Linked DNA regions of Homo sapiens: region 2 is linked to region 1. A link is a loop called in an ENCODE intact Hi-C map of the cell type or tissue named here. Cell type or tissue: endothelial cell of umbilical vein. All regions are shown on one strand. Links, peaks and the distances in the headings refer to the core of each region. The heading gives the core; the rest is flanking DNA.

Region 1 (15,432 bases), core at 3,246-11,245:
AATCCCAGCCCTTTGGGAGGCCGAGGCAGGTGGATCACAAGGTCAAAGGTCAGGAGATCAAGACCATCCTGGCTAACATGGGGAAACCCCGTCTCTACTAAAAATACAAAAAATTAGCCGGGTGTGGTGGCGAGCGCCTGTAGTCCCAGTTACTCGGGAGGCTGAGGCAGGAGAATCGCTTCAACCTGGGAGGCAGAGGTTGCAGTGAGCCGAGATCGCGCCACTGCACTCCAGCCTGGGCACAGAGTGAGACGCTTGTCAAAGAGGGGAGGGGAGGGGAGCGGAGGGGAGGGGAAGGGAGTGGAGGGGAGGGGAGGGGAGGGGGACTATAATTAGCCAGGCATGGTGGCACACATGCCTATAGTCCCAGTTACTCAGGAGGCTGAAGTTGGAGTATTGCTTGAGCCCAGGGAGTCTGAGGCTGCAATGGGCTGAGGTTGCTCCACTGCACTGCAGTTTGGGTGACAGAGTGAGACCCTGTCTCAGAAAACAAAAAGAAAAAAAAAGAAAATATGACACATGAGTTGAAGATAAAATGAAAACAATGGATAGAGGAATGCCTTTCCTTATTATTCCTTACTTTTGTGCTGCAGGGAGCCTGTCTTGGTGATGGAAACCTGATACAGGGGTTTGCAGTAGTAATTTTTTCCACATATTTCCTAATTGCAAGTTCACTGTCAACACAGATCTGTAAGATGCAACTCTGCTGCATATTCACCTGTCTATTCTTCAAGATGAAATTGGAATTATTTTGTCAATTTCTTTTTAAAAAGTCTCCCAGTGACCCTCTACAGACATCATGATTGAAAACATGGCTCCATAGTGGGGTTCTGCGGCCATGGGCAGGTTTCTAAACCTCGGTTTTTCATCTACAGATTGGGAACACCAAGGGTGCCCACCTCGTGGACAATCCACCATTAAGACCTGCTACAATTACTTAGATACTAACTTCCAGTAGGGCTTCCCTGGCCCCATGGTCCCCAGGGGCTCTAAGACCCTTTGTCCCAAAGCAGCCCAATACACTTTACTTCCACCAAAACTGGACAACCAGGGGTCCAATTCCATCAGCCCCGGCATTCCTGGAAAACAACCTTACAGACCAACTCAGGCTCCTGCTGCAGCCCCATGCTCTGTGCCCTCCCTGACTCTTGGGGCAGCTGTAAAGCTGGGATCTGCAGCTGCACCCTGGCCTCTCAGGAGCCACCATGTAGCAGGGCTAACACTGCCCACAGCAGCGGCACCTCAAGATCAAGCCAAGAAATACTGTCATTTAGAAGTGCTTTTGCTTTGAGCCACTATGGTGAAGCCCACAGGTGGCTCATTTCTTTTCCCTGATGTCCAGGCCCTCAGTTGGGAGGACTTTAAAAAAACAAAAAGAGGCCGGGCACAGTGGCTCACGCCTGTAATCCCAGCACTTTGGGAGGCCGAGGCAGGTGGATCACGAGGTCAGGAGATTGAGACCATCCTGGCTAACATGGTGAAACCCCGTCTCTACTAACAATACAAAAAATTAGCCAGGTGTGGTGGCGGGTACCTGTAGTCCCAGCTATTCAGGAGGCTGAGGCAGGAGAATGGCGTGAACCCGGGAGGCGGAGCTTGCAGTGAGCCGAGATCAGGCCAGGCCACTGCACCCCAGCCTGGGCGACAGAACGAAACTCCATCTCAAAAAAAAAAAAAAAAAAAAAACAGAGGCAGGATTGAAGGCTTCTCCACTCACAGGCCTGCTGCTCAAAGGCTGGGCTCTGGTGGGACTGTCAGCTACAGCACCAACAGGTGGCTTCTCACAGTGGGCAGCTGAATCTCAAGAAAGAGTGAGTGCACTGAGAAAACCAGGAGAAAACTGCATGGGGTATTTCTGGCCTTGCCTCTGAAGTCAGTCACCATTAGTACTCCCATACTCTGTGGGTTATAAGAGTCTCAATGGCTGGTCTGACATGGTCACACACAGAAGAGTTGGGAGGAGAGACGTTGATTCTGTGAACATCTCTGGAAAATACAATCTTCCACAATCCCCATCTCGGAATAATAGTAATAATAACCTGTATATATATATTCTTTTTTTTTTTTTTGAGACAGAGTCTCGCTCTGTCGTCCAGGCTGGAATGCCCTGGTGTAATCTCGGCTCACTGCAACCTCTGCCTCCCAGGTTCAAGCAATTCTCCTGCCTCAGCTTCCCGAGTAGCTGGGACTACAGGCATGCACCACCATGCCCAGTTAATTTTTGTATTTTTAGTAGAGACAGGGTCTTACCATGTTGGCCAGGATGGTCCCGATTGCTTGACCTCGTGATCCACCCGCCTCAGCCTCCCAAAGTGTTGGGATTACAGGCATGAGCCACCACCCCTGTTTTTAAATATCATCTGCCAACAGTGGTAATTTAGTCTCTTCCTGACCAAGTTTCACATCTTCCATTTTACTTCCTGTTTAACTGCATTTGCTTCCAGGACGATATTAAATAAAGAAGTGATGTGGAGTTTACATTCTTGTTCTTGACTTTTCTTGTTTCTAGAGTCTTAGCATTAAGCAGGACACTGGTTTCTGACCAGAGATATCAGTAGTGAGAGACTGAAAATGCAAATAGACAATGGGCAGATTATGTATAAAAAAAGATCTTTCTCACAACCTGCAGCCTAGTTCAGGAGGCCAACCTGCTGTCTACAGCAACCAGCCCAGGAAGCCAGCCTGCTGTAAGTCAGACTTGAAGGAAGTCAGGCCACTATCCAACAAGCTGTCCAGGAAGCCAAACAAGAACCCCTGTAATAGCAAGCCCCAAATTGCCAGGACGTGTTTAACAGCTGACAGTGACTCAGCTATCCCACTCCTGGATATTTATCCAAAGTATTTGAAATCAGCATGTTGAAGAGTTATCTGCACTCTTGTGTTCGTTGCAGCACTATTCACAATAGTCAAGATATGGAATCAAACTAAGGGTCCATCGATGGCTGAATAGATAAGAAAAAATGCGGTATATACACAGTGGAATACTATTCACTTTTTTTTTTTTTTTGAGACGGAGTCTTGCTCTGTCGCCCAGGCTGGAGTGCAATGGCGCAGTCTCTGCTCACTGCAAGCTCCATCTCCCAGGTTCATGCCATTCTCCTGCCTCAGCCTCCCGAGTAACTGGGACTACAGGCGCCCGCCACCACACCCGGCTAATTTTTTTGTATTTTTAGTAGAGACAGGGTTTCACCATGTTAGCCAGGATGGTTTCGATCTCCTGACCTCGTGATCCGCCCGTCTCAGCCTCCCAAAGTGCTGGGATTACAGGCGTGAGCCACCGCGCCTGGCCACCATTCACCTTTAAACAAGGAAGAAATGGTTATTTGTGACAACAGCCATGAAACTGAAGAACATTTATGCTGAGTGAAATAAGCCAAACACAGAAAAACAAACACCGCATATTCTCACTTCTGTGTAGAGTCTGATACAATTGAACTCATAGAATCAGAGAGGAGAATGGTGGTTACGGGGGCAGAGGGTGGGGGAAATGGGAGATAATGATCAATGGTACAAAGTCTCAGTCAGATAGAACAAGTCTGATTTTTTTTTTGAGATCTATTGCACAACATGGTAAATAGAACTAATAATTGAGTGCTATCGAGCTAATAATTGCTAAGAGAGGAAATCTCAAATGTTCTCATCACCACAAATGTCAAATATTTGAGGTGATGAATAGATTTAATTGGCTTGATTTAATTATTTCACGTTGTATTCAAAAGTCATAACATCACTTTTTACCTATAAATGTATATAACTGTAATTTGTAAATATATAATTTAAAAATTAAAAATAAGTAAATAAAAATTTTTAAAAACCGTCACCTCTCCTAATTTTTGCCCCTGCTTTCAACTTAAGACCAACCAGAGAAAGACAAACCTTAATCAATTTCATAGGTCGCCCCCTTCTAATCGATCACCCCAGCGTCCCCAGGCTAGCAGCCTTCCTCAGGGCCCACCCAGGCCTTTCCTTTTCCCACCATGAAGCTTCCCCACTCCTCAGCCAGCCAAGGAGGCCCTGGAAACACCAGCGATGGTGCTGACTCTCCAACTGCAGCAAGCTGTAATAAACAACCTTTGCTTGTACTCATTTGGGTGATTTAATTTATTTCCACAATAAGTAAACATTTCATCATGCTAAGGAAATATCTATACGCTATTTGGATTTTGTTGATTTTAAAAATCAGGACAATATTAAAGAGGTAATGTTGAGGTTATGAATTATAACTTTTACTACATGTCTTTTTCAGCAACTGTGATGGCGACTATACACATTTTCCCTTTGCTTGCTAATATGGTGAAAGGTAAAAGAGAGACATTGTTGTTGTTGTTTTTTTTATTATTTTGAGACAGGGTCTTGATTTGTCACCCAGGCTGCAGTGCAGTGGTGCCATCTTGGCTCACTGCAACCTCCTCTTCCTGGGCTCAAGCGATTCTCCCACCTCAGCATCCTGAGTAGCTGGGAGTACAGAAATGCGCCACCACACCCTCCTAGTTTTTGTATCTTTTATAGAGATAGGATTTTTGCCATGTTGCCCAGGATGGCAACATGAGTAGTGCTCAAGCGATCCATCTGCCTCGGCCTCCCAAAGCTCTGAGATTACAGGTGTAAGTCACCACACCCAGGATGTTTATTTTAAAAGAATTTTTTTTTTTGTCTTTCAACCTAGGTATCATGTTACACATTATTTTTGTTTGTTTTATGAATTATATTCATTTTGGCTGATGTTTTCTGACAGCTTATTGAAAGTATATCAGAAAACTACTGATTTTTAAAAATATGTATGACTGATTGAACTCTCATTTTAAGTGATTTGCTATTGATTTTTGTTTCCAATTTTAGGTAGATCACCCTATGATCTTCAGATTATTATAATTTTGTTTTTACTTTCCATCTTACTTCTGTTTCAGAACATATTAAAGTGGTCATGGTTAAAGACCCTGAAACCAACCCAATAATCCCTTAGACAGTTTTTTTTTTAATAAACATAGAAATTGGCCCTCTGGTCTTTAAGCTTGAAACTTACATTTGTTTTATCTGAGTTCCTTCCTCAGGAAAGGACCCCAGGCCTCTCAAAAAATATCAAAGGACTGAAACTCACCAGATCATCTGATCCAGATAATGAGATGCCAGACCTCTCATTCATCATGATGGCTTCCTTGCCCCTCCCTAGTTCCCATTCTCCCACACATAGTTACATTTCTTCCCTGCTATATAAATTCCTAATTTTAGTTGGTCAGGGAGATGGATTTGAGACTGAGCTCCTGTCTCCTTGGCTGCAGGACCTGATTAAAGCCTTCTTCCCTGCACTACTCATGTCTCAGTGATTGGTTTTCTGTGCAGCAAGTAGCAGGACCTAGACCAAACTCTCTGGTGTTTTGGTAACAGTCCCTGTGTTGTCCCTGATTATAAGAGGCATACATTGACTGTTTCATCATTAGGAATGGTGATGGTGTGTTGCAGTGACCAGGGTTGCCTGGACAAAGAGCTGACTGGGAATGGAGGATCCTCTTCTCCTAGCTTGGCTTCCCGCGGACTGCAGACCCCTTGCCTTTTTTCCCCGGGAAGAAGGGTTACCTTCCACTTCTGGGAGCTTCCAGCAATCCTTGGTGTCCCTTAGCTTATGGCAACCTAACTTCATGCCCTGCCTTCACCTTCATGTGGCAGTCTCTGCTCTGTGTGTCTGTGTCCAAGTTTCCCTCCTATAAGGACGGCAGTCATTGGGTTAGGGACTACCCTAGTCCAAGAGGACCTCATCGTACCTTGATTACATCTGCAAAGACCCTGTTTCCAAATAAAGTCATATTCACAGGTTGAGTGGGTGTGAATTTGGGGGAAAACTTTTCAACCCAATAAATACACACATTCACCAAAAAAAAAAACAAATTTTTTTTTTTTTTTTTTTTTTTTGAGACGGAGTCTCGCTCCGTAGCCCAGGCTGGAGTGCAGTGGCGCGATCTCGGCTCACTGTAAGCTCTGCCTCCCGGGTTCACGCCATTCTCCTGCCTCAGCCTCCCCAGTAGCTGGGACTACAGGCGCCCGCCACTACACCCGGCTAATTTTTTTGTGTTTTTAGTAGAGAAGGGGTTTCACCGTGTTAGCCAGGATGGTCTGGATCTCCTGACCTCGTGATCCGCCCGCCTCGGTCTCACAAAGTGCTGGGATTACCGGCGTGAGCCACCGCGCCCCGCCTTTTTTTTTTTTTTTTTTTTTTGAGACAGGGTCTTGCTTTGTCACCCAGGCTGGAGTGCAGTGGTGAGATCATGGCTCACTGTAGCTTTGACCTCCTGGACTTAAGCAATCCTCCCATCTCAGCCCCGCCGAGTAGCCGGGACTATAGGTGCATACCACTACGCTCAGCTAATTTTTGTATTTTTTTGTAGAGACGGGTTTTCGCCATGTTGCCCAGGCTGGTCTCAAACTCCTTAGCTCAAACAATCTACCCGCCTTGTCCTCCCAAAGTGCTGGGATTATAGGTGTGAGCCACCGTGCATGGCCTAATGAAGAAATATTCAAAACCCAACACACATGTCATCTCAGCATAATTATTAATAACGCCCCTTTCACTCTCAAAAGTGTTCCAGTTTGGATGATAAATGGTGTGGCCCCTGACTGATAGAAACTCATACTGTTGGACAGTATCCAATTCTCCTCTACTTCTTCCTGTCGTTTGGAAGTTATGCATGGTCATGTGACTGGTTTTAGCCAATGGAATGTGACAAGGAGTGGCCTTTGTGATGCCACCTTTAATTGCCAGTGCTCAGCTCTTCAGTCCTCTCTATATTATCAAATCAAATCCAGCATGAACCAAAATAATGATATATCATAACCAAGTAGAGCGTATCCCAAGAATGCAAGGATATCTTAACATTAATAAATCTATTTAATGCAGGCAGGGCACAGTGGCTCATACCTGTAATCCCAGCACTTTGGAAGGCCAAGGCAGGCAAATCACTTAAGGTCAGGAGTTCGAGAGCAGCCTGACCAACATGGTGAAACCCCATCTCCACTAAAAATACAAAAATCAGCTGAGCATGGTGACGCACAGCTGTAATCCCAGTTACTCAGGAGGCCGAGGTGGAGGTTGCAGTGAGCTGAGATCGTGCCGTTGCATACTCCAGCCTAGGTGACAGAGTGAGACTCTGTCTCAAAAAAAAAAAAAAAAAAAAGCATGTATCACCACATGTACATTACACACACCCTAGGAATTCAAATATTGGCAGAGTTAGACACATAAAACAATGGAATGAAACAAAAATTCCTGGAGCAATTACATTAGAAACTTAGATCTCTATCTCACTTTGTGCAAGTGCACATTCCTCACGGAGTAAAGGCACAAACATGAAAAGTGCTTTAAAAGCATAAGAGCACGTTTTACAAAACTGGGGTACAAAAGACCTTCTTAAGCAAGATTAAGCACAGAAATGATAGAAGTATGATAATTACACAGAAATTTAAAACTTCCATACAACAAAAGATTTCAAACAAAGTATAAAAATGAGAGAATCAGGTATATGCACTGTGTCTATACAGGGTTTATATTCAGAGTCTACGTTTACTTTAACTCTGATTAATCAATCTTTTTTTTTTTTTTTTTCTTGAGACAGAGTCTCCCTCTGTCGCCCAGGCTGGAGTGCAGTGGCGCCATCTCGGCTCACTGCAAGCTCCACCTCCTGGGTTCATGCCATTCTCCTGCCTCAGCCTCCCGAGTAGCTGGAACTACAGGTGCCCGCTACCACGCCCGGCTAATTTTTTTGTATTTTTAGTAGAGACAGGGTTTCACCGTGTTAGCTAGGATGGTTTCGATCTCCTGACATCATGATCCACCAGCCTCGGCCTCCCAAAGTGCTGGGATTATAGGCGTAAGCCACTGGGCCCGGCCGAATCAATTTTTTATATTAGCCCCCCAAAAAAAAAAAGAAAACAGACAAAGGGTCTGGGCACATATGAATGGCCTACAAATGTATAAAACAATTTTCACGCCTGGTATAGTGGCTTACACCTGTAACCCCTGCACCTTGGGAGGCTGAGGGTAGGAGGATTACTTGAGGTCGGGAATTCAGGACCAGCCTGGGCAACACAGTGAGGCTCCATCTCTACAAAAAAAACTAGCTGGGCATGATGATGTGTGCCTGCAGTCCTAGCTACTTGGGAGGCTGAGGCAGGAGAATGGCCTGAGCCCAGGAGTTCAAAGCTGCAGTGAGCTGTGATGGTGCTGGTGCACTACAGCCTGGGTGACAGAGTGAGACCCTGTCTCAAAAATAAATTAATTTAAAAAATGTGTTTTCACGTTTATTAACGATCATGGGAATTGGTTAAAATACCTACGATGACATGTTATCTTTCTCAAACTGACGTTCTCTGTATGATAACGCACTGTAGAAAAGAGAATAAATTGGTACGGCCTTTTTTGAAAGGCACTTTGGCAAGCATTTCCTACTCTTTTTAAGGTGCACACTGGGAGTAGAATGCATTATTGCATGCTATATATATTTTTATATTCTATATATAATTCTCTATATAATATATATTATATACATAATTCTCTATATAATATAGAATATATTCTAAATTAGAATGCATTATTTACCCCTACTTTGCTGTAAGAGGAGTTCCCACACCAGTCCACAGTCATGAGAGTTCCAGGACCTTCCCTTAAGGCAAGAGTCCCCCCTATATTGCAAGACCTAAAATTTCAAAGTGCCGCCATGACATCTTTTAGCCTCACAGGCCCCAAAGGCTTAATTGTGAGTTCCCCTGCTCTCACCAGAAGCGCCCCCCACCCAGTGGAAAAGGCTCCCCACCCAGTGGAAAAGGCTCCCCACCCAGCTAGTTCCAGAGCAGCTGAACCCCACCTGGTCCTCAACCTAACAGATTTCACTTTACTGCCAGCTTGCAGAATTATTTTCAAAAACCCAGCACATCCTCCAGCAGGAACCAGACACCAACCCCGCCTGTCACTACAAACCTCCTCCCACAGCCCTGTTGGTTCACTGTATTCCTGAGGGCAGTCTCTGTGTGGCCTGCATGGCACAGAGTGTGGTGTCCTTGGTGTGGCTGGCACAGCATGGAGATGGTGTCTCAGTGTGGCCTGCACAGCATGGAGTGTGGTGTCTTGGTGTGGCCTGCACAGCATAGAGTATGGTGTCCTCTGCTCCCAGGCTATGAGTATTTGTGACCAAGAAGCTGCTGCAGTTCTCATGTGGCCGATGTCTGCACTGTGTGTGTCTCACCCTTTTTAGGGTGGAGGATCTCTCCTTCACCAGCAGGGTGACCAGGAGGCCGTCGGAACACTGCCAGGCCCATGGACATTAGGCTGGGCCATGCGACACCCATCACGTCCAAGCAGCAGCATTAAGGGGTAGATTCGTTCCCAGGGGAGACCCAAATGCCCTCCTTTTTCCTGGTTCACTGTAGGGAAGAGGGAGTTTTTTGTTTTTTGTTTTTTGTTTCAGAGTCTTGCTCTGACACCCAGGCTGAAGTACAGTGGTGCAATCTCAGCTCACTGCAACCTCCGCCTCCCAGGTTCAAGCAATTCTCTGCCTCAGCCTCCTGAGTAGCTGGGATTGTAGGCCCCACTAATTTTTTTTTTTTTTTTTTTTTTTGTATTTTTAGTAGAGAAGGGGTTTCACCATCTTGGCTAGGCTGGTCTTGAACTCCTGACCTCGTGATCCACCCGCCTTGGCCTCCCAAAGTGCTGGGATTACAGGCGTGAGCCACTGCGCCTGGCCAAGAGGGAGATCTTTCTGATACACCTTCACGTAGAGTATTTCTTCCTAGCAGTTACGTCTATTTAAACTCATCATTTTACAATGTATTGGCTGATCTGCGCTCCGTCCCCCACCATGACAGAGGCTCCCTTTTGCCTCGTCCTTCTTAGTCTCCTCAGCTCCTAGGACCATGCGTGGGGTGTCCCAACTCTCCAAAAATATTTTCTGAGTAAATGAAATGAAGGTTTTATGCCCTTTGGGAAAATGAAATCAAATTCTTGCTCAGAAAAAAAGGACCACTAAGGAGAAAATGTGGGCTGTTCTGAGAATTTCAATTTTATCTAAGGGTTAGTCAACAATGGGTAATGAAGCCACTCTTTGTATTAGGAGACTATAAAGTTATAATTGTTGTGGAGATGGGTGGGGATGGAGGGAGGCTGGAATCTTGTGAAGCCACATGTCGCCTGTGTTAACCAGATCTCAAGGAACAGGAGCAGATGGAATTCTATATGGGCATGATGGCATCTGCCACTTTTCCAAGAAAAGGTCAGGGCTGCATGCCCCTTCTGCCCACAGAGTATCCTCCAGCATAAGGGATATGAATCAAGAGGCCTAGAGTTCCCCCAGTATTTAAATTCCCCAAAATGGCATGCGCATTGTTCTGGGGAGTGTCTCTATAGCTTTCATCAGAATCTCAAAAGGGCCTAAGACCAAAAGAAGGCTAAGAAGCATGGGTCTAACTGCTTATTGCAGAGGTAGAATAATTCAGTAAAGGAGGCCAGCCCTCTATGTGATTGGATTTTTCTTTCTATATTTTCCCTGGAGCTAATTCATAGATGGCTCCAACTCTCATTAGGACGTTTGTCCTCTGTAGTCAAGAGGGTGGGGAATAGTACAGGGGCATACAAAATGCCAACTTCCTCCCTTGTCCTAAGAGTCCACCACCCTGCCTCACTCACAGCTAACGAACCCCCTTATACTCCAGCCAAGGAAAGCACCCCCTCTTCCTCCAACGTGACACACACATCCTGTCAAGACCCCTCCCTCCCCAGCTCTGGGTCCTCTCACTTAGAGGAAGACTTCCCACCCTCATCATTACCCCATTACCTCCCTCTCCTGGGGACCCCTGTCGCTCTTTGGCATACTAACCTATTCTAGCAACTCCCATCACTTAGAAACAACTGTCCTGACCCCACACCCACATCATTTCATGATAAAACTTATTTAGCATCTGTCTACTCTTACATCTTCACTACCCTAGAGGAGGAAAAATTCCTTTTCCTGCCACTTTCCTAGGATTTTCAGCTGGGGCCTTGCAAATTAGACTGACAAAAGACAGATCAACCAGAGAAAAACAAACAGAAGTTTATTAACTGTGCACTGTGCAGACACACCAAACTCAAAGATGAGTAACCAAAAGGGACAGTTATGTAGCTTTTTTTTTTTTGAGACGGAGTCTCATTCCTTCACCAGGCTGGAGTGCAGTGGCGCGATCTCAGCTCACTGCAACCTCCGCCTCCCAGATTCAAGCAATTCTTCTGCCTCAGCCTCCCGAGTAGCTGGGACTACAGGCACGCACCACCACACCCAGCTGATGTTTGTATTTTTAGTAGAGATGGGGTTTCACCTTGTTGGCCAGGATGGTCTCAATCTCTTGACCTCGTGATCCACCTGACTTGGCCTCTCAAAGTGCTGGGATTACAGCCCTGAGCCACTGCGCCTGGCCAGTTATGTAGCATCTTAACAAAGAACAGTACACTAGCAGAGAAGTGACAAGGCCAAGGCCAAGGACTGAGTTTTCAAGGAGTGGCAAATTGCGGAAAGGCAAATATATGGGGAGACCACTGGGACGATACGGGTGGTTAGCAAGGTTTGTTATGTGGGTTCCTCCGGTGCTGTCTCTAGGCTGCCAAGAGTCTGAAGTTGTCTCCTGTGATTAACAATGAACTTCTCTCCTTCCGGGTTGAGAAGGGAGGAGGGCACCTTTACCAATTTCTGTCCTTCTTTTAGGCAAATGGGGGAGGAAACGGAGATCTTCTGTCTGCTGTTTCTCAGCTGCCTTCGGTTCAAAATAGTCCTTACGACAAAGTGGCATATTTTAGGGTGGCGTATTCTGCCACCCCTAACTTCTCTAACAAACTCTTCAATTAGGCTTCCAGCTCAACCACTCCACTGAAACCACTCCTCTCCTCGGCCTGCCTGTGGCAAATCTAGTGAATGCCTCAGCCTCCTTATCCCACTGAACCGAGAGGACCTTCCCCATGCTTTGAAACCTTCTGGTCATAATTGACTCCTCTCTCTTCTCCCCTCCCGGCTTTCCTGCCTCCCTGGACAGCCAAATTCTCCACTCTGCTGCTAGGCATCGCTCCACCAGAGCCCTATTGGTCGGCAGGTGGAATGAGGAGCCTGTTTGATGACAGCATTTAAGCCCCCCTTCCCTCTTCCCCTCTGCCCCACATCTGGACAAGCTACTGTGGGGACCCACTAGGAACCCCAGAGTTGGAATGAAGACTATTTTATGCTGAAGACATTTGAGATTCAACAGATGCAGAAAGAAGCTGGAGCACCCCTTAACTGACTAATATTAAGCGGAAACTTTTTAAAACCAAGGCTGCCGTAAATTCCCCTTAGGGCAGTTTCTACTCACAGGAAGAAGATGGGGAGTAGCCCTATCATAAATCCCCTCTTCGGGGAAGTTTCATGGACCTGAGGTAGATGGGAAAGACCACTCACACCTGCATAAACAAACATTATTAGAAACTTTCTTTTTTCCTCTTTGTTCTCCTAAAAACCCTTTTGTCTTTCCTAAAGAAACCTACTTGCTCTTCCCAATTCCCATAGAAACCTTTCTCTCCACTCCTTTTTCCCTTCTAAGTTAGGTTTATAAGCCACTAACTTTAATTTAGCAAGCTAGCTACTTCTTTTGTTTGCTAACATATGCATACAAATAAACCTTTTTTTTCCTGTTAGTCTTTCTTTTGTCAGCTTAATTCACAGGCCTCAGGGACTGCACTTAAGAGGATAGAGGAAGTCTCCCCTCCACACACACACTGACAAGAAATTCTCAGTGTTCCCTCCTTTGGTCCCAGCAGGAGAGTCAATCACACAAGCCCTTGCCTGTGTATGGAAACCCTAACTCAATTCACCCTGACCACAGTAAAACCCCAAGCCAGGACCCTTTCCTGGCTCTCTCGAGTCATTTTGGACCTGCTTGGGAGGCCTGCCCCACTCACCCAGAGTTGGCCATCATCTGAGTAATAAGCCTTTTCTTTCATACCCTCTTCTATGTGTGGCACCACCAGCCTCAACATCAGGACTCAGCATTCACGGGGTTCCCTTCACTTTTGCAGGGGCCATAACAGCCCATTGAAATCTCCTCTAGTTGTACTCCCTCCTTTGCTAATTTCATCCAGTCCTGTGACTTTACAACTTTTCTTGCAGAAGAAAATTATTACATCTGGATTATCATAGTACATGTAGATAATCTTAAAGTACATAGATTCTTATATTTTGTGTATAGATTGTTATACTAGATTAGATCTGCTATACACTATGGACTTTATTTATTTATTATTTATTTTTTGTTTTTTTGAGAGGGAGTCTTTCTGTCACCCAGGCTGGAGTGCAGTGGTGCAACCTCAGCTCACTGAAACCTCTGCCTTCCGGGTTCAAGCAATTCTTCTGTCTCAGCCTCCCGAGTAGATGGGATTGTAAGTGTGCGCCACCACGCCTGGCTAATTTCTGTATTTTTAATAGAGATGGGTTTTCCACCATGTTAGCCAGGCTGGTCTCTAACTCCTGACCTCAAGTGATCTGCCCACCTCGGCCTCCGAAAGTGCTGGGATTACATGCCTGGCCTACACTATGGACTTTAAATAACACCTACCTGCTCCCAAATTCAAAATCAACCCAGAATCCTCCCCCAACCTCCAAACCCAAGTTTCTATTCCTTACTCACTATTTCAATACCTGAGTCATCTCAAAGTTTAAACTAAAACAATTCTTCACTTGCCCTCTGCTTCAATCCCAGTAAATGGCACATTTACCAAATTTCAAACCAAAACCCAAGAATTCATCGTTTCTTCCTTCTCTTCATGCACCACATCCAGTTCTTGAGCAAGACCTTCAAGATACCTTCATGTACCCTCTATGCCTGTCCCGTTTTCCATTCAGCAGCCACTGCGCTGGTCCAGGACAACCTCACCTCCTGCTTGACGGCCACAGAGCTTCTGCTCCACTCCTGTTCCTCTGTAGGGTGCAGCCCTGGAGGTGGAGGAAATGTAAGCAAGATATAGATTAGGTCCATAGCGTATAGCAGATCTAATCTAGTATGACAATCTATACATAACATATAAGAATCTATGTCCCATGAGAATATCTACCTGTACCGTGATGAACCAGATGTAATCCTAGATTAGCCTGCTCCCTGCACGCTGCCCCTGCCCCTGAATGGAATCCCAGGAGGCTGCTTGCCTCCTCACCTGGTCTCTGCCTGAGCTCAGCCGGCTTGTGGTCCCGCCTGTCCCCTCGGCACCTTTAGCCCATCCTACCTTGAGGCCTCAGTGCAGGAGACTTCCTCCTCCTCACAGCCTTAAAACTCAGCGTACCCTGCCTGGCCTCAAACACGCCCCCCTCACCCTCCCGTCTCAAGCCTCAAGCCCTGCGTCTGAATCACCTTGTTTCCTGAGCCCTGGTGAGCTTCGTTCTTCCCCAGGTGTCCCCTGTCGCTGGACCACTTTCCCGAGGTGCCACACAGAACCTTGCAGAGCTGCTATATACACTTGCTTGTCAGGAGAGGAAATGCTCGTGTTCCAATTCCTAGCACAGAGCTAGGAATTGGCACCAAATAATTATTTCTTGAAGTCATGGATAACTAAATGAATGAATAAATTAGTTAATCTCATATCCTAGAATGGGTTTCTGTAAGCCACCAGTTCTGGATATGTGAATTTAAAAAAGACAATAGTGGCCAGGTTCACGCCTATAATCGCAGCATTTTGGGAGGCCGAGGCGGGCGGATCACGAGGTCAGGAGATCGAGACCATCCTGGCTAACACGGTGAAACCCCGTCTCTACTAAAAATACAAAAATTAGCTGGGCGTGGTGGCGGGCACCTGTAGTCTCAGCTACTCAGGAGGCTGAGGCAGGAGAATCCCTTGAACCCGGGAGGTGAAGGTTGCAGTGAGCAGAGATCATGCCACTGCACTCCAGCCTGGGGGACAGGGCAAGTCTCCGTCTCAAATAAATAAATAAAATAATAAAAAAGAAAATATTTAAATACAAATTTACAAAGAGCAGAAGAAAATAAAGATATTCATTTTCCGGGTGGGAAAAATGTTTAAGCTTAATATAAATCGAAAAAATTACACAGTAGAAAGTTGATATTGTAGATTGCACTGAAAATTTTAAAAATGTAAAATTAAAAACAATTTTTATGTTTAAAATTAAATATGACAGAGAGGGAGTGTGTAGCAAATGTAAGAGGTTATAACCTTAATATTAATAATTTGTGCACGTTGTTTAAGGCAAACATGACCCTGAAGTTCAGTGAAGGCAGTAAACATAAGCAAACTATTTAAAAATAAAAGTAATTAAAGGGAAACTATATTCGACCATACTATAAATCAAAATGCAAGTTAAAACAATAATAATCTGCATTTTGCATGTGGAATTTGAAAAAGGTTACATATGTGAATATCCATATTCAATGGCTAGACTGCGATGT
Region 2 (15,432 bases), core at 4,139-12,138, 260 kb after region 1:
TGTCTGCACCCAGTGACAGCCACCCTCATGGTGGCCCAACTGAGAAGCTCACTCTTCCCTCTCCCAACCTGCTGTGGCCCCGCTCCTGCCACCTCTTTCAAGGACCAGCCTCCTTACAAAGTCTTTCCCAGTCCTGCCCCTTGAAGAAACTCTCCTTCCTCCACACCTCTATTATGGGTTGTGCATCCCCCACAAAGATGAGCCATTCTGAAGTCCTAACTCTCAGGACCTCAAAATGTGACCTTATTTGGAAACAGGATCCTTGCAGATGTAATAGTTAAAGTTAGGTCACATTGGAGCAGGGTGGGCCGCTGACCCAATGTGACTGTGTTCTTATAAAAAGGAGACCGGTGAAGACCTAGGATTGGAGTGACACAGCCACAAGCCAAGGAACTCCAAAGATTGCTGCAGCCACCAGAAGCCAGGAAGAGGCAAGCAAGGACTTCCTAAGGTTTCAGAGGGAGCACGGCCCTGCACCACGCTGATGTCAGACTTCTGGCCTCTGGAACTATGAGATAGCCCATTTCTGTTGTTTGGAGCCACCCAGGTTGTCTTTGTTACAGCAGCCCTGAGGAACTAACCCAACCTCCATCCAGGAATGGATTGTATTTCCTGCTGCCAATGCTGGAGCAGGGTGGCTTCGTGGCCATGCAGCCCCTCAGAGGCACAGGGCCCTGCACTTGGGGTTTAGTGCTCTGTGATTGCTGTCTTGACATTCTTAATTATTTTATCAGGCTGGGCACGGTGGCTCATGCCTCTAATCCCAGCACTTTAGGAGGCCGAGGGGGGCGGATCACTTGAGGTCAGGAGTTTGAGACCAGCCTGGCCAGCATGGAGAAACCCCATCTCTACTAAAAATACAAAAAATTAGCCAGGTGTGGTGGTGGACACCTGTAGCCCCAGCTGTTTGGGAGGCTGAGGCAGGAGAATCACTTGAACCTGGAAGGTGGAAGTTGCAGTGAGCCAAGATTGCGCCACTGCACTCTAGCCTGGGTGACAGAGTGAGACTCTTGTCTCCAAAACAAAACAAAACAAAACAAAACAAAAAAAACTTTATTTTATCTTTGAATTTGTGTGGTGTAAGTGAGGCCTCATTGGACAGTGGAGCATACGTGAGCACTTGGAGCCTGCCTCATGTGTGCTCCCATCTGCTGCTGGTCCGCCACCTCTCCCAGGCACATTATTGACTGCTCGTCTCCCTCCCTTTGGTGTCCTGGGCCCCACATGGCCTCCCCATCCCCACCCTCACCCAGCAACCGCTGGTGCCCTCCATGGTCTGCGGGAACCTGAGTGTGTATGTGTGGAGGGGTGTGGGGTTGACATCAGATGCTTTTACTACACTACCCGTGGCATCTCAGGGTGGGCGTGGCCATGCAAGCAGCTGGTGGACTGTGTACCCACCAAGTCACTCGGCAGGGCCCCTGGGCAAGTGTGACAGTTGACACTCACCCTGTCCCAAGAAAGCATGATATTCAGTAGCAAATAAAAACACCATGATAGGTCAAAAGAGAGACCATGGAAGAAAGGGAAAAGCTTTCGTTTATTTTAGTTCCTTTGCTGGCCCATTCTTTTCCTGCTTTTTGAACAAGGGGCTCTGCATTTTTATTTTGCACTGGGCCTTTCAAATTTTGTGGCTGGCCCTGGTTGGGAGCTGCAAAGTGATGCTCCAACTTAGAAACGAGACACGGGATCCATCAGCTATGATACAAGATGAATTCCTGGTGGATTGGAACTCGGGCAAGCAGCCTCATGAAGAAACAAGGTATGCATGATGCTATTAGCAGGCAAGGGCCCTGGTCAGCTGAGACGGTCCTGCTTCCTCTGGATAGGGTATCCTGGCCACTGGAATATTTAAAACTAGGAAATTCAGAAAGTTATATTTGCACACTGGGATGTCTAATTTGTTTGTTATGCTGATCAGTGCAAAAAATCTTTTCCATAATTGTATTTGAATATTCATAAGTGTTGCTAGAAGAAAAAGTCAATTTCATGTCAAACCACCAAGGATCACATTTTCTTCACATGCTGCTCTTTTGCCAGGGAGAAGTGATTCAATGTATGTTGACAAAAAGCAGGACTGAGAAGAGCAGAACTGGTCCAAGAACTTATGAAATACCCACATTCAGGGAGACTTTCTCTAAGGAGAAACATCCCTCTTCAGAAGTCTGGGGAGCTTGCATACTGAGTAGAAAGGCAGAGCCGTACCTCCCTGGAGAGTCTCTGAAGACCTCATCTGCCCAGCCATCCAGCGTGAGCTCTGGAAACCTTCTGCCTTTTAGTCTATGTCAAGACTAGAAGCCAAGCAAGGTGTCACAGCCCTTCATAACTGTTAATGAGAAATAGAACTGAACACTATCCAAGGCAAAAAGACAGACTCTGTTGAGCACTACTGCAAAAGGAAAGCGCCGAGCACAATTCCCAACACAAGGACAAGTGGGGATTTACAGCCCAGGAACAGGGTGGAGGTGGGGGGTTGGCAGATGGAAAACAGAGGGGACCTTGACGGTAGGGGGGTATCTTGCTAAACTAACTTAACAGGACACCTGCTGCAGGCAGGCCAGGATGATTGGATACTAAAGGCAGAAGAGGACTTAACAGGATTCTTTGCTAAGACTGGCTCAGGCAGGCTGAGCACGGGGTCCAAGGATGAGGCCTAGCTGAAAAAAGTGCCGGAGGAGTCTGTCTGAAGTTGGTCAAGCAGTGAGTTATTATCGTGCTCTCGGGAGGAAATGCAGAAAGGACTACCCTTAAATCAGGGGCAGCGGGGAGGGGAGAGGGGCTCAGGGAGGGAGGGCAGGCCTGAGGGTGCCTTCACTGGGGTCTCTCCGGCCAGCATCTGGAGTGGGACTCACTGCCCAGTTTCCCTGTGGTTGTCCAAGGCAAGTAAAGCTGCTTACAGATGCCCACACTCATGTCACCTTTAGATGCCCTGGAAGGAAGTTTGGTATGAAAGTGGCTTTGCATATCCCAGCTAGGAAAGTAGGGGCCACCTAATCCTGTTTCCAGGACTGCATTTGTGAGTGTTCCTGTGTGTGTTGTGCAGAGAGAAACATGAAGGAGAACTTGGCTCCAGCAGCGGTGGGAGAATGCAGGGCTTCATGCTGCATCCTGTGGCACCTGCAGCCCACTCCCTCCCCAGGGAGAGGTCAGGGGGACAGCATTTGGAGGCAAATGACACAAGCTTTCTGCAATAGGAAGGGGTTTGGGAAAGTCCATTTGAAGACTGGCTGCCCCGGAAGAGTCAGCAATGACCCTTGAGAATGCCCTTTACTGAGTGAGCCAGGCTGAGCTGTTCTGGAGTCTCTGGTGCACGCATCTGACGAAGACCCCTCTTCCTTGCTGTCTACACACAGCCGCTCAGAGCAGGCAGTCCAAGGAGAATCTGGGATGGGGGTGGCTGACTCTGTTCCCCCATGATCACACCTCCCTGGAGGGCTTACTCGCTTCACCCAGGTCCCTGATGTAAACTAAATATAAAATCCTAACCCTCTACTCATTGAACAGACCCCCTGTTGGCCAAGAGGATCCCAGAAAAAAGTTAAAAACGAAATTCCTGGCCACAATGGGAAGGGAGGTTGGACTCATGCCTTGTTACATGCCCTCCCTTTTGGAGTTTAGGCAGAACTGACCAGCATAAATGTTAAAATACAGATCATAAGACTAACAAAACAGACTCTTTGTGACAATAAGGTAGCAAATGATAAATAGGACCTAAGTCCATGTCAGGCAAGGATTAAGTCACACACCCCATGGGTCACTCTGACCCAGTGGTTTGGTTAACAGACTTCCTTAACTGAAAACATTCCTTTCTGCTGATTCAAAATTTTTAGACAAAGTTTTACTCTTTTAACCAATTGCAAATTGAAGACTCTGGAGTGACCTATGACCAGGAAGCCCCCACTTTAACATATTCTGCCTTTCTGGGCCAAATCAATGTCTAATCTTCATGTATTGATTTATGACTTTTTCATAACTTCTGCTTCCCTGAAATGTGTAAAACAGAGTTGCGATCTAACTGCCCTGAGACCACTGACTCAAGGCTTTTTCAGTTTATGTCTTTCCCTGGGCTGTTGTCACTCATACTAGCTCAGAATAAACCTCTTTCAAATAGTTTACAGAGTTTGGTTTTTCCATTAACACTGAGTGGGCTGCTCTCCCCAGCAATGGAAATGCAGTGCCCCTTGTTCAACAAGCAGGAAAGGAAAGTGCCAGCAAAGGCACTAATATGCAAAAGCTTTTCTCTTTCTAGCATGGTCTTTTATTTGCCATTGAATGTCATACTTTCTTGGGCACAGGGTGAATGTCAACTTTCACCCTTGTCTGGGGGCCCTGCAGGCCACCAGCTATTCCTATGCCGTACCTACCCTGAGACCTTGTGGGGCAAAGGCATCGGACGTCAGTCTTCCCCCCACCACCTGGGCCCCCAGTGACCACAGAGGACACTAGCGGTTCCTGGGTGGAGGTGGAGATGGGGAGTCCAGGTGTGGCCCAGGACACCAAAAGGAGGAGAGGATTGAGCAGTCAAGAACCTATCTTGGGCTGGGCACAGTGGCTCACTCTTGTAATCCCAGCACTTTGAGAGGCCAAGGCAGGCGGATTACCTGAGGTCAGGAGTTCAAGTCCAGCCTGGCCAACATGGTGAAACCGTGTCTACTAAAAATACAAAAATTAGTTGGGCGTGGTGGCAGGTGTCTGTAATCCCACCTACTCGGGACGCTGAGGCAGGGAGAATTGCTTGAAGCCAGGAAGCGGAGGTTGCAGTGAGCTGAGATCACAGCACTGCACTCTAGCCTGGGTGACAGAGTGGGACTCAGTCTCAAAATAATAATAATAAGAAGAAGAACCTGTCTTGGGGAGGTAGGGAGGCAGTGGCAGGTGGGAGCACACATGAGCTAGGGTCCAAACACTCACATATGTGCCACTGTCCAAGACCTCTCATATACCACACAAATTCAAAGATAAATTAAGAATTTTGGCTGGGTGCGGTGGCTCACGCCTGTAATCCCAGCACTTTGGGAGGCTGAGGCGGGCGGATCACGAGGTCAGGAGTTAGGGACCAGCTTGGTCAATATGGTGAAACCCCGTCTCTACTAAAAATAAAAAAATTAGCCAGGCGTGGTGGCGTGCACCTGTAGTCCCAGCTACACGGGAGGCTGAGGCAGAAGAATCACTTGAACCTGGGAGGTGGAGGTTGCAGTGAGCTGAGATCACGCCATTGCACTCCAGCCTGGGCCACAGAGCGAGACTCCATCCAAAAAAAAAAAAAAAATCACCAGGCTGGGCAACAGAGGGAGACCCCATCTCTAAAAAATAATAATAATAATAATAAAAACAATTAGCCTTGCATAGTGGCATGTGGCTATAGTCCTAGCTACTCAGGAGGCTGAGGCGGGAGGATCCCTGGAGCCCAGGAGTTGGAAGCTGCAGTGAGCTATGATCCCACTACTGCACTCCAGCCTGGGTAAGAGAGTGAGATTCAGTTTCTAAACAAAAAACAAAACAACAAAGACTGCAACCGCAGAACACTGAGCCCCAAGTGAGTGCAGGGCCCTGTGCCTCTGAGGGTCTGCATGCCTAGGAAGCCGCCCTGCCCCCGACATCGGCAGCAGGAAGTGCGATCCATTCCTGGATGGAGGTTGGGTGAGTTCCCCAGGGCAGGCAGTATTAATGCGAATGACCGTTAATTTTCTCGGGAGGGTGGCACCGTCAACTAATTAGGAATGCTGTCTACTTTGGCTCATTGTGTGTTCAAGGATAAGATGACAAAACAAAATAGTCTGGATGATTTTGAGAGCTTAGCTGCATTTCATTCCTCTTACCTCTGAGTTTTAACGTAAGTCAGGGGCCTCCTCATGCAAGATTTATACTGCTCACAGTTCCTCTCAATTTTTTCCTCCGATTTGTCTATCCATTTTCCCCAGAGGACAGTGAATCGGGGCTCTTGACAGCCTGCTTCACCTAAGAGCGCCAATCAATCCTCCCGCAGGGTTTCCACTGAGCTTTGGCTGCTAAGTACATTTACGCAACCGAGCCGACGGGCTGTGCCTGCAGGCAACGGCGTCCGCCAATTTCCGTTCATTTAACGGCGAGACTGGGGGAGCCCGGGCCGGCAGGCGGGTCCTCAGGAAGCGCAAATTTCACCTTCCCTGACTCCTCTCACCGCTAGATTAAAACTGCGCCCCTCGGTGGCTCAAGCCTGTAATTCCAGCACTTTGGGAGGCAGAGGTGGGTAGATCACCTGAAGTCAGGAGTTTGAGACCAGCCTGGCTAACATGATGAAACCCCGTCTCTACTAAAAATACAAAAATTAGCTGGGCGTGGTGGCACGCGCCAGTAATCCCAGCTACTCAGGAGGCTGAGGCGGGAGAATTGCTTGAACCCGGGAGGCGGAGGTTGCAGTGAGCCGAGATCACGCCATTGCACTCCAGCCTGGGCAACAAGAGCGAGACTCCATCTCAACCAACCAACCAAACCAAACCAAAATAAAACAAAACAAAAACCTGCGCCCCTCCTCATGGCTCTTCTTTTGGCATAGCACCTGCAAAATATCTTCCTTATTTATTGTTTGTGCCCGTTAGAACATAAGCTCCAGGCAGGCACAGGAGCAGGACTCAGGGGTCGGTGAACGTGACGGGAGTCCAAAGTCAGTGGGGGATCCATCTTGTCTTAGGAGAGCAAAGACCTTCTCTCTGTCCTCCCCAGTTCCATAGCTGGCTCTATGAAATTAACTGCCAACGGGCAGATGAACGGGGGGAACGGGAATACACATTTATTAATCTTTAATATCACCTGCATGGGGGCATTGCAGGAAACTAGGTGAAAACCCCCCAAACCAGTGAGCTTTGAGAGCTTCTAAAATTGGGGAACTGGAAGCTGGTGTAGGCCACTTAGGGGAGAGTAACTGATTTTTAGGAAAGATGCATAAGTCTTTATGAGTTTGTGACAAAGTTTGTCTAGGTGTGGTGTGGACTTCTGCTGTGATAAGAGTCCATCCTCCCGGGAGGGAATTTACGACAATCAGTTTCTTTTGGAGGTTCCGTCTTTAGACAGGTAAGGGGAGAACGTCTCTCTGCATTTGCTATTTTTCAAGTGCCTCTCGCTCAAAATAATCAATATACCAAAGCGGCATATTTTAGGATGGCATATTTTGGTTTCATTCACTGTCTTTAAGTTTTTGATATTTTGTTCATTATAAACTTTTTTTGCATTCATTTTGACTTTTTAAGATATTGTATTAAAACATTATTTACCTTGACTACTGAGTTTTTTTGTCGCGCCCTTAAATTTTGCCCCTATGCGAGTGCCTCGCTCGCTTGCCTCCTTCTAGCCCGGGTCTGGCAGGGAGTTGAAATTATTTTTCTCACTGCTGAATTCCCAGGGCCTACAACAGTGCTCGCCAAAAAATTAATACTCTTGGTTCTTCAAATAAAACATTCTGTAAGGACTGCTCCCAATTTCTTCCTGAACTTCACGAACCCTCCCAGCCAGGCCACAGGATGTCAGGGGCAAACACCCTGAACCAACGGAGCTCAGGTTCCCTACCACCCCGCCCAAGCCCGCTCCAAGCCCAATTACCCTTCCCCTTCCTCGTCGTCCCATCCTCCCTGATGCCTCTTCCAGGGTGCTGGGCCGCGCGGCAAGAGCTCCAAGGCAAGATTCAAATGCCCTGGGGAGACGGCTGCGGGACACCTGCGGCGGGGCCCGGCAGGGAGCGCGAGACTGGAAGAGAGGCCAGGAGGGAAGGAGAGCGACGCGGGGTTTTGGGGGAGGGGCTGCGTGGGGCGCTGAAGGGGAGCGCGAGGAGTGGGAGGAAGTGAAGGAGGAGGAAGAGCACGGTGTGGGGGAAGCGCAGGAGGCAATAGGTGGGGCGGGACGGAGGGCAGGGCGCTGCGTCGGGAGAAAGTGTAGAAGCGCTGGGGAGAGTGCCCACGACGGGAGAGCCCAGGGGCGCGAGGGCGCGGGAGTGTGGGCGGGGCGCAGTGGGGATGGGGGCGGGGGCGCGGGATGTGGTAGGGGGCGTAGTGGGGAGAGAGTGCAGGAGTGTGGGCAGGGCGCAGTGTGGGGAGGGTGCGGGAGTGTGAGCGGGGCGCAGTGGAGGGAGTGCAGGATGTGGGCTGGACAACCAGTGGGAGAGGGCGCGGGAGGTGGGCGGGGCGCAGTCGGGATGGGGGCGGGGGCGCGGGATGTCGGCGGGCCGCAGTGAGGGGGAGGGCGCGGGAGTGTGGGCGGGGCGCAGTGGGGGAGGGAGCGGGAGTGTGCGCGGGGCGCAGTGAGGGGAAACTGTGGAATGTGGGCGAGGCGCAGTTGGAGAAGAGTGCGGGGATGTGGGCGGGGCGCAGTGAGGGGAAACTGTGGAATGTGGGCGAGGCGCAGTTGGAGGAGAGTGCGGGGATGTGGGCGGGGTGCGGTGGGGGAGGGTGCGGAGATGTGGGCGGGGCGCAGTGGGTGGAGAGTGTAGGGATGTGGGCCCAGCGCAGTGGGGGACAGTGTGGGGATGCGGGCGAGGCGCAGTGGGGGCGGGGGCGGGGATGTGGGCGGGGCGCAGTGGGTGGAGAGTGCGGGATGTGGGCGGGGCGCAGTGGGTGGAGAGTGCGGAATGTGGGCGGGGCGCAGTTGGGGAGCTTGCGGGGAATGTGGGCGGGGCGCAGTGGTGGGAGGGCGCAGGAGTGTGGGCGGGGCGCAGTTGGGGGAGGGTGCAGAGACCTGAGGGCTTGAGGTTGCCTGGCTGGCCCCGCTCCCAGAGGCGGGTGCCGCGCTGTCGCCCAGGTATCTGGGGTCTCTGGTGTCTGAGTGTCTCATTGTCGGCGCGAACACAATTGCTCCAGCCACAGGCGAGGCCTGGCCAAGGTGTGGGCGCATCTGGGGCAGGTCTTGAGAGGTCCAGCGCCCGGTGGTGCGGACAGAGGCGGGGCACCGCGGCGCTCGCCGCCGCCTCCCCGCAGGTGATCATCCTCCTGCAGGTGTCCTCGGGTCTCAGGTGGCTGCGTGTCTGCGCCATGGTTGACATTCTGGGCGAGCGGCACCTGGTGACCTGTAAGGGCGCGACGGTGGAGGCCGAGGCGGCGCTGCAGAACAAGGTGGTGGCACTGTACTTCGCGGCGGCCCGGTGCGCGCCGAGCCGCGACTTCACGCCGCTGCTCTGCGACTTCTATACGGCGCTGGTGGCCGAGGCGCGGCGGCCCGCGCCCTTCGAAGTGGTCTTCGTGTCAGCCGACGGCAGCTCCCAGGAGATGCTGGACTTCATGCGCGAGCTGCATGGCGCCTGGCTGGCGCTGCCCTTCCACGACCCCTACCGGCAGTGAGTGGGGGTCCTGGGGGGGCGGGGGCCGCCCGGCACGTCTCCCCCATGTTCCCCCAGGCCTCCCCCTCTGCACTGGGGAGCTCTTTATGACGCCCCCCCCCAACACCTCCCCGTCTCTCGGTTCACGTCCGGACTCCGGTAAATCACACTCAGTCTCAGTTTCAACCTCTCTTGGAGACCAGGGAGGGTGCAGACCAGATTCGAAAACCCAGGGCATCGGCACCCCAAGGGGGCTCGTGGAGCATGGACGCGGGCGCGTTTCTGCCTGGGGTCTGGAGCTCCGGGAATCTGCATTGCGAAGGAGCTCCCAGTGGTGGTGATGCTGTGAGTTCGCGGGCTCGGCTCCGGGAACCGCCGGCCCAATCAGCCCTGGACTCCCGGCGCCGCTGCGTCATCCTCCCAGTTAGTGGGCAGGAAGCACAGGGACATGACCCGGTGTCTGGATGCGGGGATGAGGGATGACCCGCGAGGACATCAGCTCTGTGACAGGCACCCACAGTGCAGGCCGTGGTTGGTTTGCTGGGAGGGAGGGACGGGGGCTTCAAGGCTGGCAGGAACCCAGGTGCTGGCCACCTTTGCGGTTTCATTTTTACCGACACTGATGGAATTTCATCACTAGAGAAGCATAAAACTCATTACTATAAACTTTATTACTCTAACTGTTGCAAAGGAGGGGGTAGGGATTGGCAGAGAGGGGATTACAGGGATTGATTGTTCTGCTTTTGGGGTGGGTCTCCTGTGGTCTCCTATGGTGTAAGAGTCCAGACTTAGGTTTAAAGCAGGCCTCGTCAAGTATGTTGTCCTGGCCACCCCCTTCTAGGTACCAATGTGAATTTCTGGGTTTTGCTTTACAGCCTCACATTTCTGGAGATTATCATTAAGTTGTGGCATTACCCCCTAAACTGATTATCATGAGATGACATTCCTTCTGGAAAATGAAAACTGGAAGCTAACTTTGGAAAGTTTTGTAGATGAGTAATTAATGGGAAGAAATCTAATTATTCCCCCAAACATGATTTTTGGTGATTCCCAGTGAAAGAGGAGGCCCAGGCAGGGCACCGCCCAGCCTTCCAGGGGGGTAACCTGCTTCTGGGAGCCTCACTCACACCGGGACTCTGAAAGTTCTATTGATAATGAATCTCCAAGATGGGTGGTTCACTTTGCAAAAGGATTTCTTACAGAATCAGTTCAAGTGGTGCTTTTAAAAACAGGATTGGACTTGTTTAGTACTCAAGTTATTTGTAAGCTTTTGAAAGAACGCAGGTTTGAAAGCGAGAGACGATGGCAGTATCATTATAGTAATTAGGCACAAAGCTCTGGCCCAGCTCTGGGATTTACTTGCCAGGTGATGGCAGGCAAGGTATTTTATTGCTGAGCATATGATACATCACGTGGTTGTTGTCAGGGTTGAGCTGATCACATATGAGCTCATGTGTCCGCTGGTTATGTCCCAGCTCTCTAGTCTATTGCCCCATTTTACAGATGTGCCATTGAGGCATAGAGTTCAGTTCTCCTGGCTCTGAGGACCCTCTTTCTGCCGTGCCCTACTTCCTCACTGAGGGGGTGGTGAGTCTTGGTCCCCAGCGGCACACAGATTGGACTGGGGAGGTCATCGCTTGGGGCCATGGAGACTGCTCGTCTGTTTCTGATGCTCTGGTCAAGCCTGTGAGCTCCAGCTGGAGGCAGTGAGCTGCGTGACGTGGGTCAGCTGTGTGCTCCTATCTTCTCAGCCTGGCTGGCCTGGGAGGGATTTTTCTTTTTGTAAACTTAGCTGTTTGTCCCTACCCCTTTCCACACTGAACTTCCTTAACTCTGTTGTTGTCATGTGTAAGCTAGGTAGTGGGATATTCTGTGGGAATTGTTGGAGCTACGCCCTAAATTCTGCTTATCCTACGTCTACAGGACCTTGGTGTTCCCATCTGATTGGCTCTTGGTTCAAAGACCAATCCGGTTTAGCCATGCCTTGCTCCAACTCTCCGGGGGTTTCCTGAGTTTCCATTGCCCACAGGACAGAGCCAGACATGGTTCAGTGCCTGGCATCCCCAGGGAGTGTGTTTGGTGAGTAGTTGAAGCAAGTGAGCAAAAGACAGTTCTGCAGAGAGATTTGCTTGGCCACAGCCTGCTCCTGGCTGAGATGACAGACTAGAGTCAGGAGTTGCCATGGCAACCCAGAAGTGTGGTTTATGCCAGCAACAAGGATGTGGCTGTGTTAGTTGAAGGCAGGGACCAACGCTGGTTGCAACAGTGCTGAGGACAAGGAGGAACTGGGCTCTTGGATTTTCCCCAAATGCTTAAAGTCCTAAGTTATTACCATGACAACATTCTCTCCTCCAAAAGCAAGTTCTTTTCTCTGTGGACACAGCTCAGGGCCCAGAGGGGATTGAGATGACATTAGGGAAAAAGTGAGGTTCTTTGCCTCTCATGTGCAGCTCCAAGGTTACATTTGTCCCCAGGCAGAGGCTGCCAGCATGGGGATTTGAGGGCTGGTACTGAGTGTCTCTTGGAATATCAGTGAAATGACCACCTCCACCCTCCTGATTCCTCAAAGCCCAGCCTGCTCTGCATCCCCCTGACTGTGTTAGAGCTTGATTTAATGTTGCAAGTGATTAAAACAGCAGCAATGAGAACAACTCAAAGAGCTTGAACAGTAAAGGTTATGGGCTGGCTTTAATGAGACACCCATCAGCCAGAAGATGGTGTCAAGGGCAAGCTGGAGGCCACGGAGGATGCAGCTTTGTGGCTCGCCTTCTGCCACGTCTGCCCCTTGCTCAGGCTGCAGGCAGTTGCTGCCTGGCAAATCCTGTGTCTCCTCACGGTGGCAGAATGGCTGCTGTGTCTCAGACTGCGCATTCCTGTACTTTCCTCTTTCCCAGCACACAGCCAGGTGCTGCACCACGCCTCATTGATTCTGATTTGGCTAGTTCCCCATTTCTGTACTATTAAGTGTAGCCAGGGGCCACCAGATAGATATGCTGACTGAGCAGTTGGCCCAGGTGGAATTGGAGGTGGGTCTTTCCCACACAGTAAGAACAGCTAGCATTTATCAAGTACTTATTATGTGCCAAGCCTCATTCTTCATTAAGCTGTTTATTTAATCCTCACAACAACTCCAGGAGGTGGATTCTGTTATTCCCGTGGTGTAGATGAGGAATCCGAGGTGCAGGAGGTTAACTAGCCTGCCCATGACACACAGCTAGTTCATGCCAGAAAATGAAGGAGACATGGTTTCCCAAGGAGGGTCACAGATGCTGAGCAGCAAACCACAGGCCTGTACTCCCCGTGCTGTCAGGGGCACCATGCCCAGCCTCCTCTCCGCTTGCTGTCTCCTACCTCCTCCCAGTTGGTGCAGGGGATGCAGAAAGCCCTGGAAGACTGCTGTGGGATTGGCCAACTTGAGCAAGCATAAACCACCAGATCTTGGGCACTGCCCCAGCGTCAGAGGTGGGGAGATTGCATTTCTGATGAGTTTCCAGGTGATGTTGGTGTTGCTGCTCCTGGGACCCCATATTGTTCCTGACAGTGCTGGTCAAAGGCTGGTGCATGGACCCATGTCAGTTGGGAATCTGTCAGGAGTGCAGATGCTGTCGGACCTGGGGGTGCTCAGGAATCTGTAGGTGAGATACTGCTGCTGCTGCTGCTGGCATCCCAACCCCTTCACGACCCACCAGCAGCCCTCCAAGGAGTCCTCATGGCCTTGGGGAAGAGGTTCCAGGTTCCTGAGATAACAGAGTCCCACCTGGTCTGGCCCCAGCCGGACCGTCTACTTTCCTTTCTGGAAGTGACGTGTGCGAGCCCTGCCCTGTCCCACTGCCCAAAGTACAGATGCTAAAATAACCCATTTGCCAAAACTGCTGGATAAAGAGCTTAAATCAGGCTGCTGGCCATTTTGCTGCAGTCTTTATGCAAAGAGTTACTTGGTTGTTTCTCGTTTCTTCACCTTTTTCTTTCTTTCTTTTTTATTTTCTGAGATGGAGTTTCGCTCTTGTTGCCCAGGCTAGAGTGCAATGGCGCAGGCTCAGCTCACTGCAACCTCTGCCTCCTGGGTTCAAGTGATTCTCCTGCCTCAGCCTCCCAAGTAGCTGGGATTACAGACACCCACCACCACACCCGGCTAATTTTCGTATTTTTAGTAGACACAGGGTTTCGCCATGTGAACAGGTCTCGAACTCCTGACCTCAGGTGATGCACCCATCTTGGCCTCCCAAATTGCTAGGATTACAGGCGTGAGCCACCGCACCTGGCCACACATTTTTGTTTTATGCCTTTGGGGAAAGCTAATTGCTTAGGCATTTTAAATTTTAGGTGTTGTGCGGCCGGGCGTGGTGGCTCACGCCTGTAATCCCAGCACTTTGGGAGGCCGAGGCGGGTGGATCACAAAGTCAGGAGATCGAAACCATCCTGGCTAACACGGTGAAACCCTGTCTCTACTAAAAATACAAAAAATTAGCCAGGCATGGTGGCGGGCGCCTGTGGTCCCCGCTACTCTGGAGGCTGAGGCAGGAGAATGGCGTGAACCTGGGAGGCGGAGGTTGCAGTGAGCCGAGATTGTACCACTGCACTCCAGTCTGGGCGAAAGAGCGAGACTCCATCTTAAAAAAAAAAAAAAAATAGGTGTTGTGCAGGATTCTTAAGATGCTAGAGAGGGACATCTCTGCCACATCTTTCATGCTGACTGCTGTGGTTCATTGACCTGTCCAGGCTCCATCTGGCCGAGTTCCACACGCGCCTCCCCTGTTGTGAGCACTCATGGCTGTTCGTGAAGGAGTTGGTGTCCCCTAAACCTGCAGTTTGACATGAATTCACATCTGCTCTGTGTTTGAGACATGACTTTCTCAGTTCTGCAAATACAGTTTTGGCTGAGTGGTCTCTGCTGTGTCTTTTTTTCACTGTGCATGATAGGTTTTAGAGAATAGTTTACATTTTTATTTTTTCCCACTTTTCCTTTCCCTCCCCAGGTGAGTCATTGGACACCACAGGGAGCAGGTCCGGACTGCCGGGGTGGGGGCTGTGTCCATTGGTTCTTTGGGGAATAGGCCTGTCCTGGCAGGGGTCATGCAGCCCCAGAAAGGCCACAGCCCTCCCAACAGTGTCCCCTCAAGGAGGTTCAGTCCACACTGGGCCTGTGTAATGACCAGGTTGGCCTCATTTTTGATATTCTTGTGCCTTCTCTCTTTTTCCTTGCTCAATCTCAGTAGATTTTTTTTTTTTTTTTTTTTTTTTTTTGGAGCTAGGGTCTTGCACCATCATCCAGGCTGGAGTGCAGTGGTGTGGTCACAGCTCCCTGCAACCTTGAACTCCTGGGTTCAAGCGATCCTCATGCCTCAGCCTCCCAAGTAGCTGAGCCTACAGGTGTGCACAGCCACACCTGGTTATTTTTTTTTATTTTGTGGAGATAGGGTCTTGTCATGTCACCCACCAGTGTCCCCTCAAGGAGGTTCAGTCCACACTGGGCCTGTGTAATGACCAGGCTGGCCTGATTTTTGATATTCTTCTGCATTCTCTCTTTTTCCTTGCTCAATCTCAGTAGACATTTTTTTTAGAGCTAGGGTCTTGCACCGTCATCCAGGCTGGAGTGCAGTGGTGTGATCACAGCTCCCTGCAACCTCAAACTCCTGGGTTCAAGCAATCCTCCTGCCTCAGCCTCCCAAGTAGCTGGGACTACAGGTGCGTGCAACCACACCTGGTTAATTTTTTTTTATTTTGTGGAGACAGGGTCTTGTCATGTCACCCAGGGATGTCTTGAACTCTTGGGCTCAAGTGATCCTCTCACCTTGACCTCCCAAAGTGCTGGGATTACAGGCGTGAGCCACTGTGCCCAGGCTCGGTAGAGATTTGTTTCACATTTTAGTGTTTCCTGAGAACCAGGTTGGGTTTTATTGGTCACCCCATGTTGGTTTTTGTTGGTTCATTTCCTATGTCAGTAATTTTTGTTCTCAATCTTATTCTGCCTTCTTTCTACTTTCTTTGTGTTTGTGCCATCCTTATTTTTCTAGCTTCTTGAATTAGATCCATAAGTCATCTATATACTAAAGTTTTGGATAAGCGTTTTTAAGGCTACAGCTTCCTAAGTGTGTTTAATTGTGTTTACAGCTTGGGATTTGTAGTATATTCCATATTGTTTTGTTTTAAAT

Evidence for each region. Hi-C counts contacts between places; a loop is a spot of excess contacts. Peaks named below come from ENCODE experiments on the same cell type or tissue, not always from the same donor. Only the 100,000 strongest peaks of a DNase experiment are listed, where the experiment ranks them.
Region 2: it touches region 1 in a loop (4-fold over the local background); 2 of 110 quality-filtered maps call a loop at or near these places.

The regions. Positions count from the first base shown.
Region 1 is chr9:88,263,907-88,279,338 of GRCh38, forward strand. No RefSeq gene overlaps it. Among named protein-coding and RNA genes, the nearest start is that of SPIN1, 120 kb to the right of the region's middle. In endothelial cell of umbilical vein, for the core only: no CTCF peak of the experiment used is centred there; a DNase peak (open chromatin) is centred at 7,255; H3K27ac peaks cover 727 bases.
Region 2 is chr9:88,526,439-88,541,870 of GRCh38, forward strand. It overlaps NXNL2 (nucleoredoxin like 2), which reads left to right and starts at 8,740. Exons shown (of 2, transcript NM_001161625.2): 1 at 8,740-9,298. The coding sequence starts at 8,997. It overlaps LOC105376134 (a long non-coding RNA gene), which reads right to left and starts at 8,102. Exons shown (of 2, transcript XR_007061653.1): 1 at 7,576-8,102; 2 at 1,522-2,326. RefSeq lists enhancers at 8,526-9,360, 9,361-10,194. In endothelial cell of umbilical vein, for the core only: no CTCF peak of the experiment used is centred there; DNase peaks (open chromatin) are centred at 8,343 and 8,463; H3K4me3 peaks cover 1,782 bases; H3K27me3 peaks cover 1,608 bases.